Regions from separate parts of the Homo sapiens genome. Here region 2 is linked to region 1. Evidence: chromatin loops called from intact Hi-C (ENCODE). Cell type or tissue: chondrocyte. All regions are shown on one strand. Each heading gives the region's core, and the rest is flanking DNA. Links, peaks and the distances in the headings are about the cores only. Region 1 holds the start of LOC124902539 (a long non-coding RNA gene). Region 2 overlaps LINC02668 (long intergenic non-protein coding RNA 2668).

The links. Hi-C counts contacts between places; a loop is a spot of excess contacts. Peaks named below come from ENCODE experiments on the same cell type or tissue, not always from the same donor. Only the 100,000 strongest peaks of a DNase experiment are listed, where the experiment ranks them.
Region 2: a loop joins it to region 1, with 2.7 times the contacts of the local background. A loop is called at or near these places in 3 of 110 quality-filtered maps.

What each region holds. Positions count from the first base shown.
Region 1 is chr10:3,519,091-3,530,003 of GRCh38, forward strand. The region is part of intron 1 of LOC105376360 (a long non-coding RNA gene); the gene reads left to right. LOC124902539 (a long non-coding RNA gene) reads left to right here and starts at 6,524. Exons shown (of 2, transcript XR_007062363.1): 1 at 6,524-9,239; 2 at 10,778-10,913. RefSeq lists a silencer at 6,856-7,027. In chondrocyte, for the core only: a CTCF peak has its summit at 5,583; no DNase peak of the experiment used is centred there.
Region 2 is chr10:3,227,020-3,237,932 of GRCh38, forward strand. LINC02668 (long intergenic non-protein coding RNA 2668) reads right to left here. Exons shown (of 3, transcript NR_187504.1): 3 at 5,245-5,563. Among named protein-coding and RNA genes, the nearest start is that of LINC02668, 25 kb to the right of the region's middle. RefSeq lists an enhancer at 9,790-10,289. In chondrocyte, for the core only: a CTCF peak has its summit at 5,071; no DNase peak of the experiment used is centred there.

The DNA of each region.
Region 1 (10,913 bases), core at 4,171-6,670:
GTCTCTTAAGCTTCCTTTCTTGAGTTTATCTGCTCTCATTCTGTTTGAAATCATTGTTCTAAATTATCTTGTGCATTTTCCTCTTCCTGTCTTCGATTAAATGCTTGCATCCTGGAGCTTAACCCCTTCATCGTTACCGTATTTCACCCTTCATCGTTACCGTGTTTCACCCTTCATCGTTACCGTATTTCACCCTTCATCGTTACCGTGTTTCACCCTTCATCATTACCATATTTCGCTACTTCCGAGAGGCATCATTCCGTTGGCTTTTTCATTATTTCTCTTTGTTCACCACAATGTAACTACTTTAAACACAAGTGATGGTGATCGTTCTCAAACCATTTGGAATTTCCTTATAAAGGAAAATGTCGTGAAAATAATGTATTTTTTTATTACTAAAACAAACATATATGTCATGTATTGTCTTTCCCATTTCTAACAATCTTACAATTCTATTGCGAGAAGATGTCAAGTTTTTCCGGTGTGATTTGTCCCATCCATGTCCATAAATATCAGGGGCTGCCCCCATAGCAGTTTCCATGTTTCCCAGCCATGCCCAGTGAAAGGCTGAGGGTGACATTCCAGGCTGGGCACAGAGTAAAGGGGTTTAATTTAAATCATCCCCAGCAATATTGTATCTGCAGAGCAGAACATCCCCAGCAATATTGCATCTACAGAGCAGAACAGCAACACGTCTTCCAGGGCCTGTTCTAGGCTTTTCTTCTTGAGATACCTGCTCTTGTCTCCCGGGCAGCATGAGTTTTCTTTTTTCTTTTTCTTTTTTTGAGATGGAGTTTCACTCTTGTTGCCTAGGCTGGACTGCAATGGTGTGGTCTCAGGTCACTGCAGCCTCCACCTCCAGGGTTCAAGCTATTCTGCCTCAGCCTCCCAAGTAGTTGGGATTACAGGCACGCACCACCACGCCCAGCCAATTTTTGTATTTTTTAGTAGAGACAGCGTTTCACCATGTTGGCTAGGCTAGTCTCGAACTCCAGACCTCAGGTGGTCCACCCCCCTCAGTCTCCCAAAGTGCTGGGATTACAGGCATGAGCTACCGTGCCCAGCCCAAGTTTTCTTTAAGGACATTAATAGATGACTCTCAGCCTGTCTCTTTTGCATTTTAAGTTGATATAATTACTGCACGAGTTCTGTTAGTGACCTTCTCATGGCTCACTTCGACTATATCTGGAACTCAGGAGAGCCTGCCTTCATGTATTTGTATTAATTCACTTGCTAACTGTGTAATTTTGAGAAGGTTCTCCCATTTCTACAATGGAGAAGATGCTACCTTCCTAAAAGAAGTGAATTAGATAATGCATATGAAATTTCCTCACCCACGTGACATGCTCACAAATATTATTCTACCTTCTTTGGGATGGTGTGAGTTTGCTATTGGTAGTTTTGGTGGAAGATCCACTGTGGCAAAATGGCGAGAGAGCCTGAGCTTTGGTGCTAGATATCTAGCCCTACTAGAGTGCTCCTCTTCCATGTTTTCCAGCATAAGACTTATTTGCAGAAAGCTGTATGTGGAATGTTGTCATTTCGCCTGACTCTCAGTAAAAGTAGCCATAACTTGCAGCTACTGATATCTAAGTCATCAAATGGTGCTTTTCTTTATGAGAGATATTCAGAGCTAGAACTCTCTAGTGTGTTTTATAATCATCATTCTTGAGAAATTCCCAGGTGAAATGGCTGAAAACCAGATGCGAGTCATAGAAAAATTACCACAGTGACGCCAAACTCAAGGCCTCTTCCGTGGAATGCCTCGCCTTGGGCAGTCTACATCTTCCACTCACCCTCCTTTCAGTCTTCTGCGTCTGCCATGTTACTATCCACTAGACTAATGCTTGATTATCCTTAGCATCGAGGTAGGTGCCCCGTGGTGAATAAGGCCATGCCTCCCCATCTCACGGCCTCTTTTGAAACACAGGGCAGCACACGAAAACACAATGCACGTAAGGACACACAATCAATGTCAGCCTCGCAAATGATTAATTGTTGTACTGAATGCCAAAGAACCAATACAGCACTCTGATGCTATGAAAGAAATGAACTGTTGTGCTGTTAGCAGACAGAGGGCTCTCTAAAATATCCAGGAGCTGACCCAGTAAGGACGCAGGACCACGTAGACAGCACATCACACCACTCCAGAGGTGCTTTTGGATGGATGAGAAATAAAAAATAATCAATGCTGAATTCACTAAAAACAATGCAAGAAATATTACTGAAGTAATAATTGATTGATAAGTAGAACAAAAGAAGAAATACATGCCATGATTAATTTCTAATATTTTGGTTGAATCAGATACTTCCATTAAGCTAGGGAAAGTTTGTTTATTAAAGGGTCTTTGTGAGTCTGAGAGACTCTGCAAAGTTCAACTCTAGAGTTGGAGGCCTGAGATTTTGTAACTGACTCATCCAACCCATTAGAAAACCCAAGGCCACACAAACAGCAAAGGACAGGGGCTGGATACTAATAAGAATCACAGAACACCGAGGGCATTAAGGAAGAGGAGTAACAGTAAGTGAAACCCATCCAGCACTTATGGGCTCCATAAACTTGAGAAAACAAGGTAAACTCTGGGTCAACTGAAAAATGGGTTGAGCCAAGTGATTGCAAAGTTTCCTTTCTGCTTGAAAAGTTGACTTCAAGCAGGAGACAAAATTAAAAATGGAGTCTATATTAGACTGTATAAGATGGTGAAGTGATGGGTAAAAAAAGCATTTAAAGCAATTCAAAATGGGCTTCCTTTTAATAATTCAATTAGGTTCACCCAACAATGTTACCGTTTTAAAAATGATTTATTCCTTCACTTTCTTATGAAATATGTCTCTGGAAGAAAACAGATACTCTCTTACTCTGTTAGGCATCTGGAGCTATTCTGGGCGTACCATTTATCTATAAAATTTTATAAATAAAGAGAATATGTTACCCTTGATGCCATTAATCTTCTAAATAAATTGGACTTTATTGTGTGTGATTTTCCTGGTGACTGAGCTGTTTATTTTTCTTTGGTGTTTGTATTAGACATTTCGGATGCCTACATGATAAGGTGTCCTATGAATAGTGCTTTATTGCAGAAGACCCATTTCTTCAAGCATAAAACTTCTGGACATTGTACTTACATAGTGGCAAGTGTAGAGATTGATCAGCATTGAAGCGTCTTTTCTGTGAAATATTGTATCATGGAGATAATACTGTGCTGTGGAAATCCCACTCCAGAGTGGCAGGGAAATGAATGAAAAGAAAGAGGGCGCTGCCCTGTTACCTGCAAATAGCAATTTGTCATGCATGCATCCATTGACTGCGGAGCTTTAGTCTTCAGAGGCACTTTCCCTCTTTTGTATGATATATTTGGAATCAACGAAGATTGGGACAAACCCTATCAAATAGTAGAAGTATTTTTGTGTGGGTTATGAAAACATGGCTGATAATCCGCCCATCTCTCTCCTTTAAAGAATCCTACCGTCTGCACGGAGATTCACCGGGGGAGACAGACGATCACTCAGTGCCACCCTCCGAGTCCCGTCCTTCCATGCCCACCTACACGCCAAACGCTGGGGTGGAGAGACACAGTCAGCCCATGGCTGCCTGTTCCTCATACCCTGCCAGCTACCACAGCTGGCTGACTTGTTTTTAAATTTAAGGAAGCGCTCTGACTTCTGCATTGAGAATGGACTGATCAGCTACGGGGTAGAAGCAGAAAAACTAACTAGAAGACCACTGCAGTAACTCTGGCGGCAACGGGAAGGCGCGCTGGGATCTGGGTATGTGTGGGATTTGCTCATGCCTCAGATGGAGGTGTCGGAGACAGAGTCACCATCGACTCCATATCTCTGTCCTGAGTATCTGCAAGGATGGACTTGCCATTGGTACAAGTGGGGACGGCTGGAAGGTGTGCAGTGTGGCAGCGAACGGTCATTAGCTTGGGATTCTGAGATGCAAGTGGACCACCTGGGACTGTGAAATCAGTGGTCTGATGTGTGACCTGGAATGTAGGAGAGAGGTCTAAAAGAGAAATGTAAGTTTGACAGACGATTTTAAGCCATGAGATTGGATCCCATCACCCAGGGAGGGGCCTTTGTGACAAATGAGAAGAGGGCCCCAGGTCCTGAGCCTGCCACTCTAAAGGCACCTGCATTCTCTCCTGCTTATCACAACTTGAAGTTGAATGCAGTGAGGATCACTGGCCAACTCTTTGGTATACGTCCATTTAAATGACCTCTCAAGATTGTAGGTAACACTAGCCAATCCCCAAATTTCCCAGGAATTTTTTGTGACTTACTGATGAGACCACCTGGGGGCTGGGGTGAGGTAGCGTGATCTCGGTGGGGTATGGGCACGGTGTAGAAGTGAATCTCATAGATTTGATGCTTATTCACACGACTGAGTCCTCTGTGCCATAAAGTGGCTCTACCCTATAGGATGAGAAACCAAAACCACCAGTCACATAAAACTATGTTGGTCTCACTATTGAGGTAGATCAGGAAACCAAGCATGGTCAATTTTGTTGTGCTGGTGGTCGGAAGTGATTTTTTTTCCCTGAATCTATTTTCGGAAACAAAATCGAAATACATGTAGAGCTATCTGAACTTTCAAAAGCCTGAGTTATGCCAGGATTTCTAACACTGTGCTCAGTACATGGTTGGAGAACCCAGGAACTTGCAGATGGGTGGCCAGCTCTTATTCCGCATTTGATCAGAGCTCAGATGTGACCTGCAGCTCCGAATCCCACTTGGAAATAGGAATCTGGTCTGGATGGGTCACGTCCGTGAACACACTGTATGTTGGCAGTTTCGCATTCCCTGTTTTGTAGCTCTCATGATGAAGCACGTTCTATGAATCTTCAGACATTCCTTACCAAGTCCAAAGAATCAAAGCCTTTATTTACATCTCAGATAACTAATTAGATCTAAAGTACAGTGATATGCTCATATCTTAGTTGTGTAAAAATAAATAAATAAATAAAGTGTGGTAAATGATTACAATGGAATGGGAAACAAGTAAGGAAAAAATAGTCCAAAGGCTGGATGCGATGGCTCATGCCTGTAATCTCAGCACTTTGGGAGGCCTAGGTGGGTGGATTACTGGATTACGTGAGGTCAGGAATTCGAGACAGACCTGGCCAACATGGTGAAACCCCATCTCTAGTAAAAATGCAAAGAATTAGCTGGACGTGGTGGCGCGCACATACAATCCCAGCTACTCAGGAGGCTGAGGTATGAGAATTGCTTGAACTTGGGAGGCAGAGGTTACAGTCAGTGAGCCAAGATTGTGCCACTGCACTCCAGCCTGGGTGACAGAGCAAAATGCCATCTTAAAAAAAAAAGTTCAAAATACCAAAGGCAAGTCATTTGACCTAGAGATGGCTTTAGAATACATCTCCAATGTAATTTGTTGGCACATTCATTTGTACAGGATCTCTTTTTTTATGTACCTTAAAAGAACTACCTCTGTAAAGGTCAATTTGCAGAGAGTGAAACGTTGATAAGAGAAATCTTTAACTTCCTTGTTACTTTCTGGCTTTATAAGTTGCTGTTGAATCAGAGTGAAATGAGTGTTTCCCTGGCTGGCCACATGGAGAAGACAGAAACTGGATCCCTATTTCTCAAAATAGACAAAAAGCAACTCAAGATGGATTAAAGGCTTAAATCAAAGATCTGAAACCATAAAACCTAAGAGGAAAACCTAAGAAAAACTATTCAAGACATTGGCCTAGGCAAAGAATTTATGACAAAGACCACAAAAGCAAATGCAACAAAACCCAAAATAAATAAATGGGACCAATTAAACTAAAAAGCTTCTGCACAGCAAAATAAATAATCAGCAGAGTAAACAGACAACCCACAGAATAGGAGAAAATATTTGCAAACTATTCATTCAACAAAAAACTTGTATCCAGCGTCTACAAGTAACTCAAACAAATCAACAAAAAGAAAACAAATAATTTTGTCAAAAAGTGGGCAGAGGACATGAATAGACATTTCTCAAAAGCAGTTATGCAAACAGCTAACAAACATATGAAAAAAAATGCTCAACATTACTAATCATCAGGGAAATGCAAATTAAAACCAAAATGAGATACCACCTTACCCCAATGAGAATGGCCATAATTAAAAAGACAAAAAACAATAGATGTTGGCGCAGATGTGGTGAAAAGGGAACACGTATACACTTCTGGTGGGAATGTAAGTTAGCACAACCCCCATGAAAAATAGTATGGAGATTCCTTAAAGAGCTAAAAGTAGATCTACCATTTCATCCAGCAATCTACTGCTGGGTGTCTACCCAAAGGAAATCCTTATGTCAAAAAGAGAACTGCACATGTATGTTTATCACAGCAAAATTCACCATTGCAAAGGCGTGGAACCAACCTAAGTGCCCATCAACCAATGGGTGGATAAGGAAATGTGATATATGTACATGATGGAATACCACTCAGCCATAGAAAGAAATAATGTGTTTTGCAGCAACTTGGGTGGAACTGGAAGCCGTTATTCCAAGTGAAGTAACTCAGTAATGGAAAACCACACATCGTATGTTCTCACTTTTAAGTAGAAGCTGAGCCATGGGTATGCAAGGGCTTCTGAGTGGTATAATGGACACTGGAGACTCAGAAGTGGGGAAGGTGGCTGGGGGTGAGGGATAAAAAACTACAAAATGGGCACAATTGACACTGTTCGCGTAATGGGTGCACTAAAATCCCAGACTTCATTATACGGTTCATCCACGTAACCAAAAACCACTTCCACATCTAAAGCGATTGGAATAGAGAAAAGAAATAAGGGCTTCCTTTTTAAAGGAGAGAAAGGTGGATTCTGTGCATGGCTGTGCCTCGGTTTCGTCCTGCATGCACACTAGCAGCAGTGGCTGGCCTCAGGAGAACATGGATGGTGACTCATCACATGGAGTGACTTACGGTCCGGGAAGAGTACATCTGCAACTGAGATGGTGAGTCATAAACAACGGAGAGCCAGTGAAGCTCTGCGAGAGAGGAAAGCCAGGGAAACCTGTGGGAGCAGAGAGCCAGGGTGGACAGATGAGTTCCCAGAAGGGTAGAGCTGGGGGTCATCTGACTTATCTTCCTCAGAAGGGTGATACTTTTTTAAATCTGTCCCATGGAAAATTGTACGAGTATGAGTGGAAAGCTGCAAGGTGACCGGATAGCACAGGGCTCAGGGAGCCACAGCCCAGCTTCAACCAAGAATGCATGATTCTTGTATGTGGCGAGGGCTTCCCCCACCCTCCGCAGCACCCTGGTTCCTTCACTTCATCTAGTGAGAAACAAGAGCAGCCCTGTTGCAAGGAATGTGCCTGGGGGCCCATCAGTGCTCTGGGCTGCCTGACATGAGGCCCTTGGGTCTCTGTGCCTCAGTGTCCTCGAGTTCCAGTTGAGATGGGTGCCCATGGCTATGGATTGTTGATATCCTTCTGGCTCTGAAATTTGGATAGTTTCTTCTCCAAAGAACTAAGTGTTACTGGAGGCTCTTGAAAGAAATCTGCAGCGGCCTGGGATGTTACACATCCAGCCCCAGATTACCCCAAGGATGGGCTTGAACCTCACCCCATATCCAGCGTGAAATGACCTGCAGGCGTGTCTCGGGGTCTGGATATCAAGGCATCCAGTGACTATGGAGCAGGAACGAGGCCTTCAAGTCCTGATGGCGAATGGCCACTTCTGCACATCCCCTAAAAACCTTATCTTCTAAAGACCTTCAACACATTAAAAATTCTGTGAACTTTACTATTTCTAAAAATATCCTACCAGCTCCACCACTAAATATAACGTCTCTTCCAACGATGAGTCAAATGCATTTTGCATCAATGGCTCTGCATACTTGAGAAACGGAGTTGTTTGTGGTGAAGATATTTTTCCATGGTGCTGCTCCAACAGAGGTCATTTCTAAGAAATTTCTAATTTCCCTGGAGAAAAATGAATGCTTCAAAGTCAAAGAAGAAGGATTTTTTACTCCAGAGCAACTTCTAAATCTTTTTCAAAACTGGCTTTTTGCTTTTGAGATCAAACTTTGCTCTGTCCAGTTTCAAATATCTTCCTTTTTTTCTGTCTCTACTCCAGCTTTTTTAACTGATGCAAACTTTGAGTATCAGGGTAAACCACTAACCTCATACTTATCCTTTTAAAACACTTCTTAGTCCTGTTATTTCCATTTCTTCATATCCAACCAATGACAGTATATGTTTTCTCAAAATAAGTCTGTCCTCAAACCCACAAACACATACCTAAATTTATTATCATTATTACTGATTTCCTACTTGCACTGCTAAATGTTTCTTGGTGCCTGTGAGGGCTGTGGTGCAGACGCTCCCCTCCCTGGGAGGACAGTAGCCTGTTAAATGTTAGATGTGAGACTTCTCTCATCTGTATCCAGTATGTCAGGATGAAATAACTTTGGGGTTACAATATTTGGGGAATCTAAAGATAGTTATTACTGCTGTTTAGATCAAAATTTGAAATGCCATGGAAAGTACTAATGAGTCCTAGTACAAGGAGAAATGAAATAAAGTTATTTAATTTTCAAATGATTATTTAATAATTTAGTTCCCAGCTGGTCGACTAACCAGGACCAATGGGACCTCAAACCCATTTTACAGGCAGCTGGGGGCATTAATTATAAATGAAAAAAAAAGAAAAAAAATGAGTGTATGAGTGTATTACCCTTTCTCCCACCATTTTTGCAATAAGATAGTGTCTAGAAGGGGGCTACAAGTGAATGCAACATAAACTAAAGTGACTTTTCCTTTAAAAACTCAGTGGTTCTTCCAGGGCTGTTGGTTTATTCCTCTCTCACCATGATTTTAATGCTAACTTCATCCTCCATTCCATACACCCCAAGTTAACTAAAGGGAAAAACGGTCCACAAAACAAACAGATTCTAGGAAAATCTGTGTGACAGCATCTGTGCGTGTGAGCAGCCCTGGGGTGTGTCCACTCCTCTGGGATCCCATATGGTTTTCCCTTTTAGAATTGTTGAGATAAGGATCTGGCTTTACTGGGGTTTCGTGTTCCCGTCTTTAGAAAGAAGTCAGATCCTACTCTTTCCAATATTCTGTGCTCTTTTGAGTCCAAGTGCAATCACACATTTAAAGCTGTTTTTCTTTCGCTTCTCCACTTGAAAATATGTGTCCCTGAATCACTCTGTGGTCTTTTTCTTTCTTGTTCCTTAGGTGTGCTGACTTTCTGAATTTGCAAGTGTATCATCAGGACAGGCAGAAACATGTATGTTTTCCTTAATTTATTTTTATTCTTAATTTTTGCATACAACATTTCTTTTCTTCTGACTACAAATGATTTCTTCACTACATCTTGTGACCTGGCTGGTATATGGGATTAGGATATTCTATTTATAGGCAGCTGAAGCGAAAGATTGGGATGATGACATGGGTGGGGTGGAGATTTCTCCAGAAAGAGAGCCAGATTTAGGCAGAACATTTAGGCAGAACACAAGCCGTGAATGCCAGTGACTGGCATCACTGATCATTTATACAATGGTTATAGAACTCAAGTGACAGAAGTCTTAGATCGTGAACTTTTTTTTTTTTTTGAGATGGAATCTCACTCTGTTGCCCAGGCTAGAGTGCAGTGGGGCTATCTCGGCTCACTGCAACCGCCGCCTCCTGGGTTCAAGTGATTCCCCTGCCTCAGGCTCCCAAGTAGCTGGGATTACAGGTGCCTGCCACCACGCCCGGCTAATTTTTGTATTTTTAGTAGAGATAGGGTTTCACCATATTGGCCAGGCTGGTCTCCAACTCCTGACCTCGTGATCCGCCCACCTCGGCCTCCCAAAGTGTTGGGATTACAGGCATGAGCCACTGCGCCCGGCCGATAGTGACAATTTCTAAGCAGTGCCCTAGGACAAATGATCATATCACACTTTATCATTGTGATAAAATTCTATCCTCATGCTGATGAGACTGTTGGGGACATTCCCTCCCGGGTAACTCCCAGGTGAGCTCAGAGGCTGTAGCAGCGTCCAGTGGGAGTGGGCCAGCTTCCTTCCACACATCAGGGCCTCTGTCTCCTTCTTCTAAGGCAGAGAGGAACTTTCCACGGGGTATTGATCATGGTGATGTCAGTGGCTTCTTGGACCCACTCAGGGTCAAACCACCCACAGCATTGGAGCTGACAAGAGTCCTGGAATCACAGAGAATTGTTCAATGAGCATAAATCACTAAGTGATCTCATTGGACAAGGGAGGTCTCATTTCTTTCTTAGACAAATATCCCTTCTGTACTGCAATGCACGTGGCTGTGAGATCAGTTTCCTCATAAAAAAAAATAATAAAACAAATGGAATAAGAACAGAATAGCAGAAAGGTCCCGGAGCCCAGAGGAAAAGGATAAGATAGAACTTATGGGAATTCCTTGCTTGACTGGCTGGTCTTTGCTGCATTTTCCTTCTGAAACATTGTATGGTCTCTTAGAGGTTTTCTAACTTGCTTCTCCTGCAGATTCCAAGATTAACAGCAGGAAGCTCTATTTTAAAAATAACCAACTGTTACAGTGAAAGTGATTAAAAACACCATCATCACAAACGAGCTCTTCCCAGATCTAGGTCCAAGTTATTCCTGAAGTTAATATAGACCTGTATTCATTCTCTGGCCCCAGGAGAGCAGGAGGCAGAGCTTAGAGTGCCTGGGGAGTCCTCCTCCCTCCTCCTCTTCCTCTGACTGGCCTTGCTCTCTCAGCCTCTCACCTAAAGCCCTGACCCACAGGACAGCACCTGCTGACTCTCTCTTTCGTGTTCTCCCCGGTTAGGCTGGCATCCCCTTGGTCAGACAAGAAAATCTCAGCAGAGGCCCGAAGAATGAGTTCAAATGCTGGTGAATTCAAAACGCAGAGAGCCCAGCAGACGCCATCACTATGGATCTTGTATTTGAATCCGATGTAGCTG
Region 2 (10,913 bases), core at 3,857-6,356, 290 kb before region 1:
CCCAGGAGGCATCTGGGCTCTGGAAGGAAATACAAGCCAGCCAGTTCCAGCAGCTTTTTCCCAAAGCCTGGAGCAGGCTCTGCTCTGTAGCTACTAGCATTTTTACGACAGTAACCTGAGGCCACTCATCTTAGGTCTGATTGATGAGTAGGTCAGAAATCATCCCAGCGTGGAACCCTCCTTGACTCACGCTGTCTGGGTGAACACACAGACCCATTCCACTGTTTCCTGGCCAGCTTGACTTCACTCTTCTTATTTTTCTTGGGCTAAGAAAAGACATTCTTTGCTGGATATAAATATCATGCATTTCAGAAAGTTCATATGTACAAATAACATGGATTCGGGATCATTACAGTTGTTAATTTTAGTAAAATAATTTTTTTCTTTGGCTTGCTTCTTGAATTCTTTAGTGATCTTGGACATACAAACACAGACTTCTTGTTCTAATTATCTCAGGTATGAGGCTTGGAAGTCGCAGTGTCCTGACTATTTCTGGAATTTAGACAGAATACAGCAGCCTGAACGTTCTTTCTGACAAGCCACAAGGAAACAGATGGGATATGTTGTTCCCTCCAGGGTGGGAGTCGCTGGCCCAGCCCCAGAGACAGATGTGCATTGAAAACACAAAAACTTTTTAGGTGGAAAATTTCAGACATATGTAAAAGTAGACAAATTCTATCACTGTGTTCGTATCACCCAGACTTCTGAACTACCAATTCGTGGCTGAAATTCTTTCATCCATGCTCGGCTTAGTCCTAACTCCTCTCTCCCCTGTGATTATTTAAAAGAAAATCCCAGGAAGATTTTTTTTTTGTGCCAAGGATGCATAAGAAGATCACCCAATACAATGATTTATATGGCTCATTTTGAGTTTTCCTATAGCACTGCCCTGGCTTTGCTGAAACCACAAGACCCATTGTGGCTGCATGACTCATCTTCCCCAGAGGCTGTCGTCTCAAGGTTTCTTGTGCTAGGGTTTTTGAAAGTAGCACATTGTTTCCAAAAAGCAAAATTCTGTCATTTGTCACCTACATTTAAGCATATCTATTGTGGCCAGGCGTGGTGGCTCACGCCTGTCATCCTAGCACCTTGGGAAGCTGGAGTAGGCAGATCACCTGAGGTCAGGAGTTCAAGATCAGCCTGGCCAACATGGAGAAACCCCACCTCTACTAAAAGTACAAAAATTAGCTGGGTGTGGTGGCACATGCCTGTAATCCCAGCTACTCAGGAGGCTTAGGCAGGGGAATCACTTGAATCAGGGAGGTGGAGGTTGCAGTGAGCTGAGATCGTACCACGGCACTCCAGCCTGGGTGACAGAGCAAGACTCTGTCTCAAAACAAAACAAAACAAACAAACAAAACGAATATCTGTCGTGAGAATTAAGGGGCCTATCTAGAGGCTCAGGGAATATTTGTCTCCCTAAGAAGTACTGACCTACGTAACTCTTTCAACAGCGAGCTTCATGCCTGCCTGTGTGTACGTATGGGTTTCTACACATCAGGCCGTGAATCCACATGTGTGTCATTCATGGACTAAAGCAGTGATTGAACACCTACTCTGTTCCAGGTACCGTGGTAGACAAGGCCAGGAGGGCCTCTGTTCCTGTGGGCTTCCGTTCTAGTGGCGAGCCACGTGCAGCGTGGTTGCTGGAGACGCGGGACGCTTTCCTGACTTGCATAAGAAATGGGCACGAGGTAGAAACACAGTGTTAAGAAGGCCTATGGGGATGAGGTCTTGTTGTCCTCCCACAGGTGTTCTGTCTGTTCAGAGTTCTGTCTCAGCCAGATGTGGGACCCCAACCAAAGTGTGCCCCCATCACGGGGGAGGCACCTGGGATAAGAGTAGGTTCACTTTTAAAGACATATTTGGTTAGAATTCAGGCCAGAGAAACAGGTGCCTCGTTGACAGGTGACCCAGGTCTGTGGTGTGCGAGCCATCTGCCTGGCAGGAGAGACAAACTTCAGCCAATGCTCTGGTGACTCTGCCTCCCCGCCCCTCCTTTCTGGGAATTGGGTTCGTCTCCAGGGTGTCTCACCTGCAGGAAGGGCCAGCCTGTGCTTTCCTGTCATTTGTCACCTGGCCTCTGCTGGAAGTATCTTCTCTATGGGGGTCCTCTCTGGCCAGGCCATTGGTCAACACCACTATCTTTTGTTCTTGTCAAAAGGCTTTTCCACATCTCTCTCTCGACTCCTTCCCAGTCTAGCCTCTATTTGGGGTATGGAGGAAATGACTCCACAGCTTCCCTCTCCACCTGGGCACGGAGAATATCTTGGGGACTGCGTCTGGACAGACCAGCCACCCATGTGGGTGCTTCTGTGCTGTGCAGGGCCTCCCCGGGGCCTTCCCTGGGATGGTAGCCTTGCTTTCTCTGTGCCTGGATTCCCACACCTGTCGGGGATCCCATCATTTTCTCTGGTCCTCAGGGGTGGGCAACGGGGCCGAAGTCCCTTCTCAGGAACCCAGCGGCATTGAGTGTCCTTTTCCCACTTAGGATACTCTTTCTCCGTTTCCTCCCATTTAGAGAAACACAGCTAGTCTGGAGGTGGGGGGGAGACTGGGTTTCTCAGATAAAAACATCCTTCCAAACCCACTGTCTCTGCCTGCACCTCAGCACATGGAACTCCGGGGCTGGGAATTTGTGCCATTGTGTCTCTCTGGGCTGTGGGCTGCATCATCTACTCCTGATGGGGTTGAGACACACACACGGGGTTGGGAGCAGGTGCATAAGATACAAAAAGGTGGGGAAAAATTGCTGATGTATCAGAACATTCCTCACAATTCTTCTCCGGACACCTACACTCAAAGTGTAGCGCTTGGGGAAAATTATAAAATAAGTAAAGGGGGTCTTTCTATTTCCCTAACAGGGCAAGGCTCTGTGCTAGGTTTTGTGGCAACTGAAAGATGAATCAGAGGCATTTCCAGCTCTCCAGAGTGTCACTGAGTGGAGACAGACTCGTGCATGGAATCACACCCAAGGCAGACAGTGTAAGTGATGTCATGGAAATACAACCATGCAGACAGATGCAGTTTCACCCTCATAGCTCTGCTATGAGGTAGGCAGACCCTGCCCTATATGAAGAAGATGAGGCATAGAGAAGATGAGTAATTCACCTGTGCCACAGCAAACAACGAAAGAAGGTGAGTGCCCACCCTAGGTCAGGGGCAGAGCCTCTCTGTGGGGATGGTTGGTTGGGGGTGGGGGTCACAAAGCCCACGTCTGATGGAGACGTGCTGTTGGGATGATGTTGAGAAAGGGTGGGAGTGCAGAGAAGCCCCAACATAGTAGGCACCTGCAAGGGGCATTATTTAAGATTCCAGGGTCAACTTGGTGACAGCCCCATTTGGATTTGCACCTGTGCTGCCTCTGAGCTCTGTCTTCTCCTCTGCAGATAGAGTAACCAGGGCACCTGTTGATTGGGGGCCTCACCAGCAGGAGCTCCTGGCAGCGGCTGCAGGGTGTAGCAGCACAGGACAGACGCTGGAGGTGCAGGCGCAGAGGTCCTGGGGTAGGTCCTGTGGATCACACAGCACTTACAGAATATTCCAAAAACAAAACAAGAGAGAAGGCTGGTGATACCATGTCAAGTTAGAAACAAGAGAGAAGGCTGGTGATACCATGTCAAGTTAGAAACAAGAGAGAAGGCTGGTGATAACATGTCAAGTTAGAAACAAGAGAGAAGGCTGGTGATACCATGTCAAGCTAGAAACAAGAGAGAAGGCTGGTGATAACATGTCAAGTTAGAAACAAGAGAGAAGGCTGGTGATACCATGTCAAGCTAGAAACGAGAGAAGGCTGGTGATACCATGTCAAGTTAGAAACAAGAGAGAAGGCTGGTGGTACCATGTCAAGTTAGAAACAAGAGAGAAGGCTGGTGATACCATGTCAAGTTAGAAACAAGAGAGAAGGCTGGTGGTACCATGTCAAGTTAGAAACAAGAGAGAAGGCTGGTGATGCCATGTCAAGTTAGAAAAAAAAATATAGCACAATAGGATCCAGGTTCTATTTGAAAAAAAAAGAAAAATCAAAAAACAACTTAGGAACAATATTAACAGTAACTTTTCTCTGGCTGATAAAACTCTTGAGTGCTGCTTCCTTCCTTATTCATTTTATATTTCCCCCATTTCATTCCATAGACACTGCAATGTTATAACCCAGGTGTGGAATGGTCATTGAGTTAAAAGACACAGCACATTTCCTGGCAGGTGCCTCCTGACCCCCTCCCTTGTGTCTTCACCTCCCTGAAAAGTGGATGTTTTTGTACAGGTTGTGCATATCGGCGGCTCTGTGGCCAATCCAGTACTATCCTATCACGTGCTGGGGACACGATGTGGTCAGACGTATCGTCGTTCTCATGGTCTCAAGTTCACATTGTCTCTCACACAGGTACTTGGATCTGCTATAGACGGCCACGGGCCTCCTGGATTTGGTATACAGGGGTCCAGACACCTTGGATTTGATATAGAGGGTTTTGGGCCTCCTGGATTTGGTAAAGAAGGATTCAGAGTGCCTGGATTTGGTATAGAAGGATTCAGGGCTCCTGAGTTTGGTATAGAGGAGGCATGGCTCCTGGATTTGGTATAGAGGGATTCAGGGCTCCTGGATTTGGTATAGAGGATTCAGGGCTCCTGGGTTTGGTATAGAGGGATTCAGGGTTCCTGGATTTGGTATAGAGGGATTCAGGGTTCCTGGATTTGGTATAGAGGGATTCAGGGCTCCTGGGTTTGGTATAGAGGGATTCAGGGCTCCTGGGTTTGATAGAGGATTCAGGGCTCCTGGATTTGGTATGCAGGGATTCAGGGCTCCTGGATTTGGTATAGAGGATTCAGGGCTCCTGGATTTTGTGTAGAGGGATTCAGGGCTCCTGGATTTCGTATAGAGGGATTCAGGGCTCCTGGATTTGGTGTAGAGGGATTCAGGGCTCCTGGGTTTGGTATAGAGGATGCAGCGCTCCTGGATTTGGTATCAAATTTCCTGGATTTGGTATCAAATTTCCTGTCTCTTAGACTCTCTTTTTCTTTTTCCATTCTTCCAGCTTGCCTGGCTGCCTCTTCCCTGTATCTTACTCCAACAGGGGTCAGTGCTGGCCATGGTTATGTGGAGAGTTTCAAAAGCAGACATTGTCTCACAGATGACCTCTCTTTCTTACCCTAGAAGGACTCCGTGTAACATGAGGCATTCCTTTTAACATGTGGCATTCCTTTTAACACATGTTGAGGTGGTCAAAGAATACTTTTTGAAATAACTCATTTAATACAATATTTTATTTGGCAGACGCATGTTGATATTTCTCCTAGGAAACAAAAATGTGGACATAGGTTATTATTTCTCACTGTGGTTTTTAGCAGGCATAAGAATTGGGCATCTCAGAATAGAATGGAATACAGGAGCTTGATGAAATTTTAGAGACGGTCTAGCTCAGATGCTCTGCAGGAGACGAAACTGAGACCCAGAGAGCTGGGGTCGCACGTCCAGTCCTCGTGGTGCCCACGGAGGCCCAGAGTGTGGGAATCCTCCTGCAGCAATTCCGGCTCGTGGTCTAGTGATGTTCCCATCTCCCAGCTCCTACGGGAGGAAGTAAAATGAGGTGTTCATGAATTTCCCTTTTCTCCTGTGAATATGCTCTCAGGCTACAAGATTCTCTTGGTTTTCTAAAGGTTATGTTGATAAGTGTCTCTTTTTCAACATTTTAATTTGCATGTATATATGTGTATATATATGAATCTTAATCCATGGCTAGGCTCCTAAAGACAGCAGTTTTCTGTCAACAATATTTAAATAAACTCAAGCAGCTTCTACTCTCCCTCTATATGACAGAAATGCATTAAAAATCTTTGTATTATGGCATTTTGCATTCATATATTCAGTAGCAATAACAATTTTCCTTCACAGACACAGAAGGTTTATGCTTTCTCTACCAAAATTTTCAGACTTTGCCGGGTAGGACTTCATAATCATAATGATAAAACAATCTCCCTGCTGTAGTCCATGGCACAAATCCTCCTGGAGACAGTTTGTGAGCCTTGAGGAGGGACTCTCATTCCAACAAATAGTGACAATTTTTGCTAAATAAAATATTGCCTTTATTTCATTGAGCTGGGAATGCCCTAAGCATGAGATGTTGCTGTCTTTCCTCATCAGGCACCTGGAGCCCCACTGATGGCTGTCTGTGTGCCTTTCTGTGGCCCAGTGACGACTGGCCCTTAGGGTTGGGGCCCAATGGTTTTCCTCCCATGGGCTCACCACAGTGTCAGGCAGCTGAGGACTTTGCTAACATGTCCTGTCCTCGTTCACAGAGTCCTTGGCTCCGTCATTGTGTCTGTCTAGGACGTGCATGGATGGCTTAGGAAGAGAAGGCAGACAATGGACAGAACCAGACAAGGGGCCAAGCACAGGGCTGGAAAGTCACTCAGACAGATGAGCCTGTACCTGGGTCTCCTGATGTGTGTGCTGGAGGGTCTGGGAACCGAGGCTGACATGCCTGGTGTCAGGTTAATTTCCTTCTGTGTTTAATATCCTACCCCAAAATACATCTTTCAAGACTTTATTATTATTATCATTCTAGGACTTTTGTTGATGGGACATCTCTGTATGATCTTATGTGGCTCATTAAGGGATTCCTATTTATGACTTTAGCCACAGGGCAGGGGTATCACCTTCCTTTTCATTCTCTGATTACTCACTCACCCACTGAGAACTGCTGTGATTACATCCGGTGCCCCATAGGAGGTCAGGGCCACAGTTAAGGGATGGGGGAAGTAAAGTCAGGGGAAGAGGAAAAAGACGGATCCGTAAGACATGGGACGTGGCATAGAATTGTTTAGGAAATCCCAGTCTTCCTGAAAACTTAGGTTGTTTTTAATGACACATTTATTGGAGACAAGCCGAGTGAACTGAAGGAACCTCTTTTCTTCTGCCTCCATTTTTTTTTTTTTTTTTTGAGATGGAGTCTTGCTCTGTCTCCAGGCTGGAGCACAGTGGTGCGATCTCGGCTCACTGCAACCACCAACTCCCTGGTTCAAGCGATTCTCCTGCCTCAGCCCCCAGAGTAGCTGGGATTACAGGCACCTGCCACCACGCCTGGCTAATTTCTGTATTTTTAGTAGAGACTAGGTTTCATCATGTTGGCCAGGCTGGTCTCAAACTCCTGACCTTGTGATCTACCTGCCTTGGCCTCCCAAAGTGCTGGGATTACAGCTGTGATCTTCCTCCAATTTTTGTGGCTACTGCACAAATATGGATTTAGATGACAAATATCATGTATTAAAAAATCATGAGACTTGGTCCTTCCAGGAGTTTAAAAAGATGCCGTTTTGAATAAGACTCGAAGGCACAGCTGGGGGTTGAGATGAGGTCACCATGCTGTTGCCAAAGTGATGTCTGAAGTTTTAAAACGGCACATCAGTGATGGAGCTGCCAGACTTAGCAAATAAAAATACAGGTTACCCAGTTAAATGTGAATCTCAGATAAATCACACATGATTTTTTTTGTGCTATAAGTATATCCCATGCAATATTTGGGATATACTTATACTAAAATATTATTTATTATTTATCTAAAATTCAATGTAACTGGGCTCTTGGCAATCCTACCGATGACTATTTTATATAAGCAGAAACACAAACCATGAAACGTGTTTAGAGTAACGTCTTACCCAGAGCCAGGTCGTCTGAGCCCCAGTCCCTAGGAGGTGCCTCTGCTCTGTCGCTCTTCACCGGCAGGTCACCCCTGGACCCGTTGGCTTTGCTGGCTTAGGGGTGGGGTGTGTGTGGGTCAGGAGGCAGGAGGCTGGAGTATGAAAAGGAGGAAGCCGAAGGTATTAAGCGGAAGGGAAAGGAGAACAGGACCGGGATCTTTTGCATCCCGTCTGGATGATCACGCTTGGGGGATTGATTCATGGATGGATTGATTCATAGGATCGTTTATGTATTCAGGGGTGGTTGAGGACCAGGTTCTGTGCCGACCGTCGAGTGGTGGAAGCCGATGTTGCATAGGGAGTTACAACCCAGTGTGGGCGTCTCCTGGAGGAGGTTCAGGGGCCACTGAGCATGTTGCAGTGGTGTCACGCATGCCAGCTGGGGACCTGGCACCGAGTGGAGAACTGGTGGATGATGAGGACAGTGAGGGGCAGAGGGTGCCGCGGCTCTCCTAAAACATCCACGTGAATGCAAAGAAAATCACGCCAAGTTGGTCGGGCACGGTGGCTCACGCCCGTAATCCCAGCACTTTGGGAGGCCGAGGCAGGTGGATCACAAGGTCAGGAGTTCGAGACCATCCTGGCTAACACAGTGAAACCCCATCTCTATTAAAAATACAAAAAAATTAGCCGGACGTGGTGGCGGGCACCTGTAGTCCCAGCTACTTGGGAGGCTGAGACAGGAGAATGTCGTGAACCTGGGAGGTGGGGGTTGCAGTGAGCCAAGACCACGCCATTGCACTCCAGCCTGGGCGACAGAGTGAAAAAAAAAAAAAGAAAAAAAATCACGCCAAGTTAATATCGAGATTAGACACAATGGCCCGGTGCCGTGCTGAGCCATATTGGAGACATAGGATAAAAAAAAAATCCAGTATCAGCAATTCTGTCTTTAAAATTGTGATATTTTGTCTGTCATGGGTTTTTGTACTAACTTTGGTTTTTAAAAACATATTGCATTAAAATGTAGTTGGCCTTTACCTTCATGACTGAGATTTTGTGGCCAGGGAGGCGGCTTGCTGGCCTCCCCACACTCGAGCTCCTGTGTGAATAGAGTCTGTGGGTTGTCTTTGGGGTTCGCCTGACTCCCCAGACACTCTCCTGCTTCTCCATCTCTCAATGGTGGCAGCAGCAGGCTCTGAGGTAGATGCAGACGCCAGAGGTTTTATTTGCACAGGGCCAGGGACACGGCAGATAGGAAGTGAGCAGAAGTCTCGTGGCCTCTTTATATATGATATTTATCATCTAAATCCATATCTGCACGGTAGCAACAAAAATTTGGGGAAGGGGAAAAGAAGTTTCTTCAGTTAATTTGACTTGTCCCTAAGAAGGGAGTCATCAAAAGACAATATATATTTTCAGGAAGATGGCAGTTTCCTAAACAATCCCGTGCCACGTCCTGTGTCTAATGGATCCGTCTTTTTCCTCTTTCCCTGACTTCACCTCCCCGTCCCTTCACTGTGGGCCCCACGTCCTGTGAGCACGGGGTGGGCTCAGCACAGTTCTCGGTGGGTGAGTGAGTGATCGGAGAATGAAAAGGAACGCGATATCCCTGTCCTGCGGCTTAAGTGGTGAATGGGAATCCCTTAATGGGCCATAGAAGATCGTAAACGGATGCCCCATTTGTGACTCATAACTCCTCTAAATCCACCACTAGATGAGAGGCACAGAGCCTCGTCCTCCACAGCCGTGTGATGAAAGAATGAATGATCCCATGAGACCCTATAGCTTTGGACTGTCCCCATTCCAAGACTATCAAAAGTTTTAGAACAATCAACTCATTCATTCATTTGTTCAACAATTATTTGCTGGTTCCTGGCATTGGCGGGTTCCAATCTGGCTCTGGGACCATCTCCTCCTTCCTGACCCCATCACTTTCCCTTCCAGAGGCAGAGGCCGTTCTCCGTCCCCTTCCTTTGTCCTGGTATTATCCCAGCCAGGGCACTCGGGCCCTGTTTCTTCCTTCCTTCCCTTCCAGGCCTTGGCTGGCGGAGCAGGAGAGCAACAGGCCTTTGGCAATGGCAGGTTGACCTGCTGCTCTGCCTCGAGCGTGTGCTGGTGTCCAGGCCCAGCAAGGCCACCCTCCAGGCCTGTCACCCGGCTCCTGCGTGGGAGTTGCCTGACCAAGCTGGACGGCAGCAGGTGCAAGTCCGGCAGAGATAGGGTTATTGCATTTGCTCCCCATCAGCCCTGGCTGCAACACACTCCTGCGGTAGCAGGGTCACTCGCGTGTTCTTCAATTGTTGGCATGGATTCGGGCGCCTGGAGGTGGATGGAGTGGGGGCTACAGCTGTGCAGCCTTGGCAAAGAGGAGAGACTCAGACCCTCAAACCCACAGCCACCCTTTGTTCAAAGTGGGGAGAAGAAAACACAAGGACTTGAGTGTTGATTTGGGGTTGGATTTTCCAAGAAGGAGTCAGGTTCATTCCAAGTGAAGAATTTAAAAAGGGGCTGGAAGAGGGCTTTCTCCCTCTGGAGATAGGGAAAAACATGTTCTCTGATTCAAAGGGCAGCGCTGCTGTGCACAGCTCATGCATTATTCATGAGCCATCCCACTTCTAGGTCTGACGGACAGTTATTTATAGCATATCATCCTTTTCACAAAATGACACTACCCAGGCTGCAGGCTGAAGTACATTTAAGGTAAGTGTCCTGAACTGGGTGGAAATCCTATTGATGTTTCAGAATATATATAATGTGCGCTTGAAAATGACTATGTATAACTTGTATTTTTGCCCCATTTCTCCATAGTGAAACAGGTTTTCGACAGCCAGACCCAGGGGTGAGCTATGGCTACGAATGGAACGGCCTGACATCTATCTATATCTATTTTAAAGCAGCAGGAGAAACACCTCAAGCCCGTCCTGGCACTGTGGGTGGCTGTGTGATGGGAGGCTGAGGAGACTTCGTTTTCCTGTTGGTGTAGTGTCTGGATTTTCTCTGCATTTCCAGCCTATTCACAAACCAGTGATGACAAACCAGGCAGGTGCGGCCAGCCAGTGCGGGTCTGCCCAGGCCACTGGCCCCCGCCTCCTGGACATTTTAGCCGGGCGTTAGTCACTCCACTGCGCGCAGGTGCACTTCTGTGCAATGATGGCTATGGCCTCCATCCAGAGGTGGCAGAAGTCTGCGCAGAGCAGGTGACGCAGGCCTCAGAGGGGACCCAGGGACCAGGTGGGGGCAGAACCAGATCCAGCCAGCTGCGTCTCTGCCCGAGCGAT